2 separate regions of the Homo sapiens genome follow, and region 2 is linked to region 1. A link is a contact called in ENCODE Hi-C or POLR2A ChIA-PET data. All regions are on one chromosome and are shown on one strand. Each heading gives the region's core, a stretch centred on a gene start or an enhancer-like site at or near the end of the contact. The rest is flanking DNA. Distances are from core to core; before and after follow the strand shown.

Region 1 (7,024 bases), core at 2,304-4,803:
CAGGCCGGAGTGCAATGGCGCGATCTCAGCTCACTGCAACCTCCGCCTCCCGGTTCAAGTGATTCTCCTGCCTCAGCCTCCTAAGTAGCTGGGATTACAGCCGCCTGCGGCCACACCCGGCTAATTTTTGTATTTTTAGTAGAGACGGGGTTTCACCACGTTGGCCAGGCTGATCTTGAACTCCTGACCTCAGGTGATCCACCCGCCTCAGCCTCCGAAAGTACTGAGATTACAGGCGTGAGCCACCGCACCCAGCCAAAGCCTACTTTTAAAACACCAGTTTAGTAGTCTTTAAGATGTGCCAAATGTTGAAATACTTTAACTCTGGGATGATGAATATAGGCAGAGTGCCAAACTCTTCAATTTAAAGAAGTTTGCTTAGCGATTGTTTTATTGTTTATTTTTTGAGACAGGGTCTCACTATGTTGCCCATTCTGTTCTCAAACTCCAGAGCTCAAGAGATTCTCCTGCCTCAGCCTCTGGAGTAGCTGGGATGACAGGCAAGCACTTAATGTGTTTTTAATAGGAGAAACAATAGCGGTTTTTAAATGTCAACAGTTGTCAAGTGGCTATATACTCTCCAGTTGTTTCAGTCACACCAGAAATAAAATCATACAAAAATATATTTTTCATACGTATACTTGTGAAGATATTTACTTACATTTTTCCATTATACAGTCCATACCCAAATATTTATTGAAAAAAGTGTCCCAAATTTTTGTCAAATAGACAAAAATAACTGTGGTCACTTATTTGATTAATAGTATTTATTTTTCACAGGCTTGACCTTTGGGTTTTAATGAAATGGGAGAAAAGGAAGTTAAAAAAAGTTATTGAAAAAGCATTAAGGTTCAACAACTTGGACAAAAGCCAGGAAAGTTTAAGTTAAAGCTGGTAGTCAGCCTTAACGCAGAATTTATTTCTTCTTCCTGTTTAGAGACTTAGGTTGCTGGCTTTGTTTGAATAAGCAAGCCTTTACTGAGTGATGGTTTTACTTTTTCAAAAGGTTAGACGATTGCATTTTGTACTCATTTAGATACATTAAATACTCTCAATGCACAAGTGATGAGGCGGTTCTGATCACAGGAGATGCTCATTCCGGTGTAACCATCTCCTCTGGAATTTTAAAGAATGCATAACCAATAGGAACTGTTCATATTCAATTCCTGCTTCATCCAGGGGAGCTCAAACTTCCTTCTACAAAAATGTATTGTCTTTGCCAGGCACGGTGGCTCACGCCTGCAATCCCAGCACTTTGGGAGGCTGAGGCGGGCGGATCACCTGAGGTCAGGAGTTCAAGACTAGCCTGGCCAACATGGTGAAACCCCGTCCCTACTAAACATACAAAAACTAGCCGGGCGTGGTGGCGGGCGCCTGTCATCCCAGCTACTCGGGAAACTAAGGCAGGAGAATCGATTGAACTCGGGAGGCGGAGATTGCAGTGAGCTGAGATGGCCTGGGTGACGGAGTGAGACCACTCCACTCCAGCCTGGGTGACAGAATGTGAGACCCTGTCTCAAAAACAAAACAAGTGTATTAAGTCTTGAGTGAATTCCTATATCTGCAGAAGAAAATCTGACAAAACGCAAATACCCTATTAACTCAAGCGATTAGAAAAACCATTTTCAACACACTATGGCTAAAAATGATTGGTCTTGAAGATTTTATTACCGTCAGCTTAATGTACAATTTTAAAACGACACAGTCGCAACCCACTTCTCAAACATTTTGAATTACCACGGGAATTAAAACATAGAAGTGTGTGACCTAGAATCCCTCAAACAAGGAAAACAACTCATCCGAGCCGAGTATGGAAGAATCTTTACTTTTTAGGGGAGTATCTTCAAACTATCTTTTTTAAATAGTAGAAATCTGCTTTTAAATCTCAGCCAACAACAAGCAGATTTTAAATCTATTTTACAACCCTAATAAAAACCAACCTCTTAGCTGGTGGACCCAGTCTGTAGCTGCAAATACAAAGACGTGATTTTTGAAAAGCTGCCCACAAGAGCAAGTGATTAATCATTAAAATCCACTAAAATCAATTGTGAACAGCCACTGCCTCAGGGGTGACCGTGGGGCCCCCTAAGATGTGGCACTGTGATCTATATTTAGCTATCTAAACACGTTTACAGAACTGGCAACAACGTGTTCGCAGGACTTCCTGCGAACCACCCGGCAGATAACGCGACACTAGTTAAAGGGTGTTAATTTTCCGGTCCTCGGAGGGCAGGCCACGGTAGCCGATCTCTGCGTGCCCAGAACTGCCTGCAGGATCAGGCAGCAGCAGCGGCGGCGGCGGCCACCGAGGCTACCAGCCGCCCGCAGCAGGGGCGGGAGCGCGCGCCTCCCGCACCCGCGCCACCCGGCTCCACTCGGGCCGCAGCTGCAAAAGCAGCGACAGCGCGCGCTCCCGCGCGTCCTCCAGATCACCTTCAAGGGGGCGGGAAGAATGGCCCAGGGCAGGCCCACCTAGTGACAATAAAAACTCGCCAATAAAAACTCGAACTCTCCCTCGGGTACCGCCCACAAGCTGCCGCAGGCGCCCAATCCCCGCCGCGTTAACAGTCTTCACCCGGGGTGTCCAGAACTTGAGGGCGGGTCCATTAGGAACTAAATTAAGAAACTGAGTCCTGGAGTGGTAAGAAGGTGGGGAGGTTAGGCGGGGACTGCGCCGGCGGAACGCCCGCTCCCCCGCCCGCCCCGGCTCCCCGGGGACGGCCGCAGCGGGCCGGGTGTCGCGATCGTGGTAAACAAAGGCTCGCAGGGGACGGGGGCGGGGGTAACGGTCAGGTGACAGTGCCGAGTGCATTTCGCAATCGCTTTAATGGGGCTTCACGGGCCCGCGGCCCTGGGGACCCCACCTTGACCCCGTCATTCCTCCCGGACAGAACCGACGGTCGTCCCACCAAACAAGAAGGCTGGATTTGAGGCGGTCGCACTCCCCCGGGCTTCCTGAAATAAAAAGCAGCGCCCCGTTCGCAGCCCATCGGCAACAAGCAGCACCCGTCTGCCCAGCCGCCTCCCCCGGCGGCGCCCGGCCCCGCGGCGACTAGCCTACCGCACCTGCGGCTACCCCCAGTCCCGGCAACCACCCCGCCCTAGCCAGGCCGCACCAGCCGCGCCGCGGTTCCGGGCCGTAGTGCCAGGAGGCGCGCGCGCCCTCCCTCAGGGCTGTAGCTACCAAGCGGGGGAGGAAGACCCCCCAGGTGAACCCTGGAGGCCCCTCGCCTCAGAAAGGGGCCCTGTAGCCCAGCTGCAGCCTCTCCGCAGACCGCCAGTCTGGCTCTGAGAGGCCGGCCGCCGCTGGCTGCCCTCCCGCAGACACCCCGGTGGTCAGGACCGCCGTCGCCCCTCCGCCCCCGAGGACTCAGACTCTGACCGGTTCCTCGCCTTTCGGCCGGTCCCGGAGCTGTCACCCCCGGTACCTCTCGGCGAACACTGGAAGCAGCCAGCAGTGGCTAACCCCGCGGTCCCTCAGCGGCGGGCGGCGCAGCGCACTCTCCAGCGCCGGCGTCTCCTCCAGCCACCAGTCTCTGCCGCAGCTCACAACAAAGGAAACATGTGACCGTCCGGGCCAAAACACTGAGCGTCAGCGAACCCTGGCCAATCCGGGTGGGCGTCCTCCGCCCCGGGGAACCCTGGGAGATGTAGTTCACGCTTCCCGGTGGCCTCCGGGGCCACCTGGGGCTCCCGCCGTGGGGTGGGTGTCGGGTGCCCAAGAGGACGAGACCCACCCAAAGGGCTGCTGACTCAAAAACACCTTGTTTTAAGCAGAGACAGTTAAAAAAATGCCTCTTGTGTAAGGAGCCGAGTGAGAAGCCAGAGTCGTTTCTTTCCTTCCCTCAAAGGCCCCTGCCACGTCCCAAGGAAAAAGCCCGCGATCAGCCCTTCGACTTTAAAGCTTGGGTCGAAGCTTAGAGAGCTTTTTATTTGACCCTTTGATAGACAATCGGAAATCAGGCCTGAGGGCCTGCAGGGTGGACGAGACTAAAACCCCAGTCCTTAGAAGGAGCAAGGAAAACCACCTCTTTTTTTTTGATAAAGCTGTTACTGTCCCTGGTATCAAATCCTAGGTTACCTTTTTATTTTAAACGCACATGCACGTCGACCAAAGCTGTCACAAATCCCTGTTTTCCAAGGTAGATGGAGTTCCTAAAGGACATTGTGTTGTCGTTTTGTGTCTGCAAGCTTTTTGTTTTGTTTCGTTTTGAGACAGAGTTTCGCTCTGCCACTCAGGGTGGAGTGCAGTGGCGCAATCTCGGCCCACTGCAACCTCTGCCTCCCGGGTTCAGGCGATTCTCCCGCCTTAGCCTCCCGAGTAGCTGAGACTACAGGTGCCCGCCACCACGCCCAGGTAATGTTTTGTATTTTTAGTAGAGGCTGTGTTAGCCAGGCTGGTCTCGAACTTCTGGCCTCAAGTGATCCGCCTGCCTTGGCCTCCCACAGTGCTAGGATTACAGGCATGAGCCACTGCGCCCCGCCTGCAGGTATTCTTTTAAAGGATGATTGCAACCATTTAACTAGTTTTTGGTTTCTGATACCAAATTTAAAAATCTCTATCTTCTACATGTCATGAATACCGTCATGCCTCTATTAAATTAGGCGTTGTGTTCTGATGACCAGAGGCGGAAATAATATGGAAGGCCTATATACAGGCCTTTTAAACATACTTTTTAGGCCTCTTTTCCATCTCTTATTCAATTATTTGAGCTATTTCTTCTGGTATTTATATATTTCCAAATAATGTATGACTATTTCCTATTAAGGAAGCTATCCTTCTCATAATCTGGTTAAATCATTAATGTTTACGCTAATGAGACCATGTATTTATTATTCATTGTTGAGACAAATCGTATACAATTTCCCATCTTGTATGGCTTTTGGTTTTCCTTGGAGTTTTAATAATTATCCTCTTTCTTTGCTTATTTTATTATGGATCTATCACAATGTCCTCTTAGTTTTTCTAAAACGATAAAATGCTTTCAATACAACTCCATATAATCAAACCCATCAGATAATCCATCGTGTGTGTATGTGTGTGTGTGTGTGTGTGTGTGTGTGTGTGTGTGTGTGTATCTGTACTTTTTTCTTAGAGTCATTGGTCCGCAGTTCCAATGACTGTTTGGGAAGCTTGCTTCTCTGTCTTGGGTCTTCCCTTCTCCAGCATCCTAGCATTTTCTTCTGTGATTTCGAGCATTGCCTCATATTTTGGTAGAGCACATTCCTCTTAAATAGCTTCCTAAGAAAAGGTCCATGAGAAGTAAATATTTTTGAACTTTTCATGTCTAAAAATATCATCACTCTATTTTACCTTTGAATGATGATGTTGCCTAATCATACAATCTAGATTATAAATTATATTTATTCGGGATTTCGAAGATACTGCTTTATTAACACCTAGATTCTGGTATTGCTGTCGAGAAGTACAATGCTGTTCTTACACTGATTTTTTATATTTGTTGATGTATGCTTAATAATTCCCGCTCCTCAGGAGGTAGCTGCTGAATAGGTTCACGTGGTCTTCTCTTAGCAGCTCCTTATGAGCACCCCAGGCTCACGGATTAGCCTTCTTCAGTTTTGTTATTCCTTGTGATTTAAGACAATTTCTGGACTTTGGAACTTTTTTTGTGTGTGTGTGACGTCTCACTCTGTCGCCCAGGCTGGAGTGCAGTGGTGCAATCTTGGCTCACTGAAGCTCCGCCTCCCGGGCTCACACCATTCTCCTGCCTCAGCCTCCCGAGCAGCTGGGACCACAGGCGCCCGCCACCACGCCCGGCTAATTTTTTGTATTTTTAGTAGAAACGGGGTTTCACCGTGTTAGCCAGGATGGTCTCGATCTCCTGACCTCATGATCCGCCCATCTCAGCCTCCCAAAGGGCTGGGATTACAGGCCTGAGCCACTGCGCTCGACCTGGAACTTTTTATTTACTTATTTATTTATTTTTAATTTATTTTTATTTTTGAGATGGAGTCTTGCTCTGTTGCCCAGGCTGGAGTGCAGTGGCACGATCTCGGCTCACTGCAACTTCCACCTCCCAGGTTCAAGCAATTCTCGTGTCTCAGCCTCCTGAGTACCTGGGACTACAGGTGCCTGCCACCACGCCCAGCTAGTTTTTGTATTTTTAATAGAGACGGGGTTTCACCATATTGGTCAGGCTGGTCTTGAACTCCTGACCTCAGGTGATCCGCCCGCCTTGGCCTCCCAAAGTGCTGAGATTACAGGTGTGAGCCACTGCGCCCGGCCTGGACTTTGGAACTTGATCCTTCCAGTTTTGAATAGTCACAGCTGACTTGGATGTTGCTGATGTTGTCACACTTTATCTTGTTCTCCACCTGTTTACTTTTATGCATATATTTCTTCATTGTGTTATAGGCCAGAAGTTTATAGTCCTCCTGCATAGGAATTTGAGGGTCGTAGGAAGATCTTGACTTAACACCTCAGGATTCTTTGTGGGAAAATCTGGTGATGTAAGCGACAGAATAAGAATGTGCTTTGGCTCAAGCCAGGTTGAGGTGTGCCTTTGTGACTTTTACTTTAAAGGGACTCAGGGAGCAGGAATGTCTGGGGATGTGCAGAGGTACATGGCGTTAAGCTGGGCGAGGGTCTTGGCGTGAGAGAGAGGCCACGAAGCACCTAGTGGGTCATCTCTACCTTCATAAAGTCCCAACTGTCTGACAATACATACAAGGTCCTTCTTGATGCACCCTAGGGCCTACCTCTACAGCTGGAACACAGCCTCAGTGGACTACCTACAGTTGCCCAGAGGACTGTTGCTCTCTCTGTCTCCAGACCATTCCCGGCCATAGCCTGCTCCCTTTGCGTATTATGCCCCCTCCTTCCCTTCACCCCATTCACTAGGCTAGCTCCTGCCCCTCCTTTCAGGAGGCAGCTTGGAAATTGCTCTCCTGGGAACTCTCCTTTCCCCCCATTTCCCCCTGGGCTAAGTATCTTCCTTCTATCTTCCCACAGTAGCCTGTCTTTACCTCTTTCCCAGCAGTTGTTACACTAATTGTCCAGGTT
Region 2 (7,024 bases), core at 2,603-5,102, 3.1 Mb before region 1:
TATGAGACCAAGCGTCCCTGGCTGCTACAGGAGAATAGCAGACAGGTATAGTTAAGAAACAACTTTATTTTAAGCAGGGGGAACGACAACACAGCACTTAGCAGCTATATTGTAGTCTGAATCCTGCTTTAGTGGAAATCCAGACATTTTAGAACACCTCTTACCAGAGCAGAAACTGTGAAGTCTCTGGCATGCATCTTCTCAGTCAGCCAGTCCACCTTGCGCCTCGTATTGAGAAAAATAACAGCCTGTGTAATGGTCAGTGTCTCGTACAAGTCACAAAGTGTATCCAACTTCCATTCCTGTAATGTTTAGAAGTTAAAGTTAACAGTCATTTAGTTTTTCCAACTCTTCAGTTAAAAATTCATTCTGGGCCAGCCACAGTGCTAATGCCTGTAATCCCAGCCCTTTGGGATCCTAGCACTTAGAGCCCAGAGTTCCAACCAGACCAGGGTTTCAAGAAAGTGAAACTGTCTCTACCCAAAATACCAAAATTGGCCAGTCTTAGCCAGTCTCATAACCCAGTCTCAAAACGTAGAAATTATAAAAATTAACTTCATTCTGTTAGGTCTAATGAGATATTGCACCAAATCTTAAGACAAAGGACATTGGACATTAAGAAAGAGGTCCACCCCAGTCTTTACAATCTAGTGCTGTTACTTTTCTTCTTGTGTGTACTCTGCTAGCATTATTGCAAAAACCAAGACATGGTCCTAGTGTCTGCAATTTTAGCACAGTGCTTATACAAGAAGGTAAAATAATGTCTAACAATCAGACAGTTACCTCTCTCTCAACATTAATATAAAACTGTTTGATTCCTTCAAGGGTCAATTCTTCCTTTTTCACCAGAATTCGAATTGGATCTCTCATGAATTTTTTGGTCACTTCCAACACATCAGTTGGCATTGTGGCAGAAAGCAACACAACCTTAAAAAGAGAAAATTATGTTGTAGCACAACTTACACATTAATACCCAAAGGAAAATGTCTGAAGCCAAGCGTCTCTGTCTTACTACGGAATGAAGGTAGACAGAGTTATGCATCAAGTGCTTTAAGCAGGGGGAACGACAACAAAACACATCAGTTGTATTGTAACAGTACCTGCATTAAATAAACCCCATCTCTACCTTTAAGAGGGGGGTGAAGTAATGCTTACCTGAATACTTGTGTTTAGTTTTTGGAAAATCTCATAGATTTGATCCTTAAAACCACGGCTCAACATTTCATCTGCTTCATCCAAAACAAACATTTTGATCCATTTTGGAGCTGTTAGAAACAAAGTCATACTGTCATTTCTAGATCTACTCAGTGATACAATTTGACTTTTCAACTATGTTAACAGTTTTAAAAAAAATACTCTCTTAAAGACAATACTTACAAAGGTATCTTCTGTTTAACATATCAAACACTCTCCCGGGTGTACCAACAACAATATGTGGTGCTTCAGCCTGCAGTTTTTGCATTTCATTTCGAACATTTGTTCCACCAATGCAGGCATGACAAGTGGCTCCCATATAGTCTCCAAGTGCCAGAATTACCTTTTGGATCTAAAACCCAAGCCTTAATTATTATTCCGCAGAACTCCAGGATCAATGACTAATTTTTAAAGCATAAAGGCAAATATAATCTGGTCTGCCAACAGCTTTTATGCATGCACAGCACAAAACTACTTCCAAGCTTAAAATGCAGACGACCTAACTGCTGCAAGGTAAAATTCCCTTAATGTCTTTCTTATGCCTTGTCAAACTTGGGATGCTGCTGCTCCACGCATCAGCTAGACAATCCAAGAATAACGTTTCCTACATTATTCTTCACTGTAGGTAGGGAGTACGTAGTGAAATTTATGTTCTGTAATTACAGCTAGGGCAAATGATTTTTTTCCCCCAGAGGGTATTGTGCCTTATATAATCCTGACCTCAATAAAGCCTACAGCTTTATTAGGAAGGTTTACTTCAAAGCCAATATAGCAGTGAGCTTTGAAAACATAGCATGCAACAGATGCATCACGAACTACGGAGACAGTCAAATGGTAACATGTCACTGCAGTTTTCATGTTGCACAACTGCATTCAAACTTAAAAAATGGGGACAGATCTAGTACATCCAAGAGAGCGCTTCGGATTCTCAATCTATTAGTATACAACCCTACAAACCATACCTGCATACCCAGTTCTTTTAAAACTTTCAACAAAAACTCCCTGCATGCATGGACAATTAAAAGGAGGGATCTGGTAGGACCAATTTATACTAAGTTTTAAATTCTTCACAGTTGTGAAACCTGAAACCTATGCAACACGCAAGCAGTTTTTTTGAACTACACTATCAATACCTGTTGAGCCAGTTCTCTGGTGGGGGCCAATACTAGTGCTTGGGTCTCCTTGAACTCAATCTCCAACTGTTGCAGGATGGAAATAGCAAATGTGGCTGTCTTGCCAGTACCTGACTGAGCTTGAGCAATCACATCATACCCTAAAAAAAGTAGGATACACATTTACCGATCCCACATCAAATTGTCACTTCTACTTCACACCATGTATTCCATTTGGAACATTATGCCCAAATAATCAAGTGATCAGCAATGAGTATTCTCTTCATTTCAGGTCAGTCCCGAAAGATGATTGCCATCATTTCACTTTAAGGAATACAAACAGGTGCTAGTCCCCCAGAGGTTACTTTCCCTTTTATGGTTCATGTCTATGTAGAACAATTTCCTAAAAATGCCAGTTTCTTTTACCTTTAATACAGGGAATAATAGCTCTCTGCTGAATAGCGGAAGGCTTCTCAAAACCGTAAGCATAGATGCCACGAAGGAGAGACTCCTTTAAATTCATATCATCAAAGTTATCAACAATCTCATTCCAGTTGCTCTGTAAGTTAGAAAAAATAATGCACGCATAAATGAGATGAACACACTCACCTTTCCAAAGCTTCAAGATCCACAACCGTTTCTTACCTCGATGACACCATCGGGGTCCATTCCCTCTGGGCCGCCATGTTCTCTGCTGACAAGAATACTGCAGTCAGACACCCCTTCCAGGCCACCTCAACTGCACCTTAAGCGCATAGCCCTTTGCAACCCGTCTCAGCACGTTAGCCTCCCCTGCACAAGCTAAAGCAGCAGCCTCAGGGCGAATATCCACACTGTGCGCCTTCCCTAAAGGTTGGGGCCTGCGGATGCCCGGAAAGGCAGCCCCCCAGGCCCGAGCGCATGGCGATCCCGTTTCAACTGCGGAGCGTCTCGCGAGAGCTCGGAGCGCCGAACTCCGCCCCCAACAATGCGCAAGCCGGGTGATTGACGCGGGCGGAGCGGCCTGGCGAGGGCGATGCCAACGGTTCACCGGCACCGGTCCTGTCCCGTCGCCTCCGCGCCGTGGCCGAGTGGAGACCGCTGCCTCCAACCCTTCCCCAAGTAAAGCCTAGGACCCTCCCCCAACTCGTGTGGATGACCGAAAATAAAGCTTCGGGTCCTGGTTACAGTGTACCGAACTCGGACTGCGCCACGGCTTTTTACTCCATGTTTCCCGTGCTCTACACTGGGAAGGAAAGCAGCCGAAGTTTCGTAATGTCTTAGAGAGGAAAAACGCCCTTTAGCCACTGCTTTCGCACCACCGTCCTATCTCCCCACAATCCGGGCCCTACCCATCATGGAAGCTTCTGGAAGGGCACAGGAGTGCTGTACCCTAAGAAAACGTCCATTAATTTAGAGTTTTTGCCTCCGTGCCATCCACTATCATCTCCCCTGGCGCCCTATGACCTTCACTACAGACCGCGACCGCCAACAGACTGCATACCTGTTATAATCCGCGGAGCCACCAGACATGATCCGAAAAACCACTCAGCGCCCGACTGAAAAGACAGCGGCGCCCAACCACCCGTTTTTTATAGGCTCGTGGCCGGAACCCGTTTCTTGCGGAGGAATTTTCTCGCCGTGCTTCGGTCAGCTACAAAATTGTGATCCTGGGGTCGTTACCTCGGATAAAATCCTAAGCAAGTTGGTAGAAAAACCCAAATGTGGTAATTTCTCGATATTACAGGGTCGCTGGAAATCCTAGGGCCCGGGGTTGGGTTGGGACTCTTTACCTCGCGGCGGAAGAATATAGCTGCGGAGTTAGTTAAACCTCGCTTTCCCCGCCCGCCCTGCTCCTACGGGGTTTCCGCGTCCCTGACGCAGAGGCGGGCCGGGGGAGCCGCGCCGGAGCCGGAGGCGGAAACCGGAGATGCTGTTCGTCGGGCGGCCGGGGCTTCCCGCGGGTGACAGGTCCCGGCTCGCGGCTCGCTGCCGGCACTCAGGTGCGGGAGGGGAACTCGGTTATTCCGCTTGCTCCCACCGCTGTTTAATTCCACAATGAAGACCTGCCTGGCATTTAGCCCGACCGTTAACATCCATTCAGATCTTGGAAACGTAAAATTCCTGCTAGGGAAAATGTCGGCCACCCAGCGAGTCCCGGGAAGTCCGGTTTACCGGTACATTTTGCAGCGCGAGAAGGAAAAATGGAGTGTCATTTGCAGATGTCTCTGGAGTGGCCAATTCTATTCTCATATCATTTCCGGTCTCTCGCTTTCTTTTTAAGAGTGTTACTGATTTTAACCTAACAGGTGTGAGGAATGCCTGAAAAAAATCATAAACTTTTGCAAATGGATAGAAACTAAGCAGTAATTTTCCTTGGAACGCACGAATTTAAATGGACGCTTTGGCAGATACAGCTCTGTGCCGCTTTGGGACTACATCGGTTTTGATTCCGTCTATATTGGTCATTTTTTAAAGGCTGTAGACTTTGCCGATATATAGTGAAATGTTGATTTATTGAAATTCAGAGCAATAATATCCTTGCTGCGTAAACTGCACGGGTCTTTAAGCTCCAGACGTTTTCAATTAGCCCCATCTCAGGTCTCTCGACAAAAACAAAAAACAATATATGTAGTCATTTAACTTTAAAATACAACCCTACCCATGGTGCAAAATATCATCGAGACTATCAGGGTAACATTTTCTCATATTTCAGAAGGCCAACTTAAAGAATCATTACTGGGAAAGCTGACTCAATTTTCTATATTATAGAAGATATTCGGTTCTAAATACTACTTTTTTAATACAAAAATTATTTATTTATTTGAAAATTCTTATCGTGCCAGGAACTAGGACAAAGATTAAGAATACCAAGATGGCAAAGTGGGCCAGGCCCTCAGTCCAGTGGTACTGCTCCTCATTCATCCCTCTGTAATGTTCGAAATCCAGATTTGAGGTGATGCCAGATATTTTCTGAGAATGATGGTCGTCAGACATCCTTGTTGTCTCATCCAAAATCTACTAAAAATATCCTGAGATCTAAGAAATTGAAAAAATACTAAATCGAAAAAGTGACCAACCGTTTGGTTTCACTTGAGCCTTAGGGTGAAAACAATTGATCATAGGGTGATACCAATCAACAATTAACACTTAATCGTTGGTTGTTTTCTTTAGGATTAGCACTACACTAGATGGTGTAGGATTTTCAAGTCTCTTAAGAGGAAATAAAGGCTAAACTCTATGGTATAGGTTTACAAGTGCTAAGTAAGTTTCAAGGTAAGAAAACTTCAAATACAGTCAAAATCCACACCCACACTGCCTGTAACCTTACAGTGTATTCCTAATAAATGCAGTGATTACCACATTTGCGTGTGCTTACTAAATAGTAAATAACATTTGTAACTAATAAATGAATTAAAGATCAAAACGTATACTTTAACAAAGTTTTGCATATCAACACAGAGCGTGCTCTTTTAAATTTAAGTGATTCTGCTTACCTGGAATCTGAAATAAGATAGCCTTCTCAGTGAACTATAAATGCTTCTTTGTCAACCTTTAGTGTTTGAAATCATTTATACTGCAAATAATCCTAAAAGTCAGATTATTTCCCTATCTAAGCCAACTAAGGTAGTTTAGTTTTGCTCTTCAAGAGCCTCAGCTGACAATTCTAAAGCTATCTAGCAACCAGAGAAGCAAAGAATTAGTACAAATCTGTCAGTGCTACATGGAAAAACAATAACAAAACCTTAAAAGAATATGCTTTCAGACGGGCGCGGTGGCTCATGCCTGTAATCGCAGCACTTTGGGATGCCAAGATGGGCAGATCACGAGGTCAGGAGATCAAGACCATCCTGGCCAACATGACGAAACCCTGTCTCTACTAAAAGTACAAAAATTAGCTGGGTGTGGTGGTGTGCGCCTGTAGTCCCAGCTACTCCGGAGGCTGAGGCAGGAGAATCGCTTGAACACGGGAGGCGGAGATTGCACTCCAGCCTGGGTGACAGAGCAAGACTCTGTCTAAAAATAAATAAATAATAAAAAATATGCTTTGTGTTGATAGTGACATCTTCCTATAAAAAGTACCATGTACTCTCATCATTCAGGGCGCATTTGTATGCCATCTTGAGATTCTTACATTATTTTGAACCCATCAGTTGATTTTAAGTGATAGCTGCACATTTAAAGCGGTGTCTAGATAATCTATTGATATATAGACATTTGTTAAGGTATGTGTTTTGGATCTAATTATTACGTATTAATGTTGTTATTTAGTAATAATAAAGTATAAAGCACAAAGTATATAGTACATGCTGTCCTTACATCTGTAATTTCAGTGTTTAAAAATAACTGGGCCAGGCCCGGCGGCTCACGCCTGTAATCCCAGCACTTTGGGAAGCTAAGCCAGGTGGATCACGAGGTCAGCAGATTGAGACCATCCTTGCTAACATGGTGAAAGCCCATCTCTACTAAAAATATAAAAAATTAGCTGGGTGTGGTGGCATGTACCTGTAGTCCCAGCTACTCAGGAGGCTGAGGCATGAGAATCACTTGAACCCGGGAGGTGGAGATTGCAGTGAACAGAGATCGCGCCACTGCATTCCAGCCTGGATGACAGAGTAAGACTCCACCTTAAAAAAAAACAAAAAAACAAAAAAAAAACACTGCCCAGAGCTGGATAGAGATGGTGGTGCTACTCACCTCTTTTTCTTTTTCTTTTCCTTTTTTTCTTTTTTGGCAAA

The links. A loop is a pair of places that touch in the nucleus more often than their neighbours do. ChIA-PET counts read pairs that join two places held with the same protein, here RNA polymerase II (POLR2A). Pooled maps may share reads with other maps.
Region 2: a map of CD8-positive, alpha-beta T cell shows a loop between it and region 1 (22-fold over the local background). The contact joins the promoter of EIF4A2 here to the promoter of KLHL24 in region 1. A Hi-C loop is called at or near these places in 1 of 168 maps with a recorded cell type or tissue (CD8-positive, alpha-beta T cell) and 9 of 50 pooled maps. POLR2A ChIA-PET finds 5 or more read pairs at or near these places in 1 of 52 experiments (activated CD4-positive, alpha-beta T cell).

Annotation. Positions count from the first base shown.
Region 1 is chr3:183,632,152-183,639,175 of GRCh38, reverse strand. It overlaps KLHL24 (kelch like family member 24), which reads right to left and starts at 3,553. Exons shown (of 8, transcript NM_017644.3): 1 at 3,383-3,553. LOC107986162 (a long non-coding RNA gene) reads left to right here and starts at 2,567. Exons shown (of 2, transcript XR_001741042.2): 1 at 2,567-2,641; 2 at 2,892-5,013. It overlaps LOC105374248 (a long non-coding RNA gene), which reads right to left. Exons shown (of 3, transcript XR_924773.3): 3 at 6,191-6,463. RefSeq lists silencers at 2,148-2,477, 2,528-2,847, 3,038-3,107, 3,118-3,227 and an enhancer at 3,648-3,707.
Region 2 is chr3:186,780,405-186,787,428 of GRCh38, reverse strand. It overlaps EIF4A2 (eukaryotic translation initiation factor 4A2), which reads right to left and starts at 3,852. Exons shown (of 11, transcript NM_001967.4): 1 at 3,790-3,852; 2 at 2,952-2,997; 3 at 2,733-2,865; 4 at 2,328-2,467; 5 at 1,378-1,546; 6 at 1,156-1,265; 7 at 784-927; 8 at 165-302. The coding sequence starts at 3,818. It overlaps SNORD2 (small nucleolar RNA, C/D box 2), which reads right to left and starts at 2,633; the gene lies at 2,564-2,633. It overlaps SNORA63B (small nucleolar RNA, H/ACA box 63B), which reads right to left and starts at 1,106; the gene lies at 982-1,106. MIR1248 (microRNA 1248) reads right to left here and starts at 757; the gene lies at 652-757. It also overlaps SNORA81 and SNORA63. RefSeq lists an enhancer at 2,947-3,176.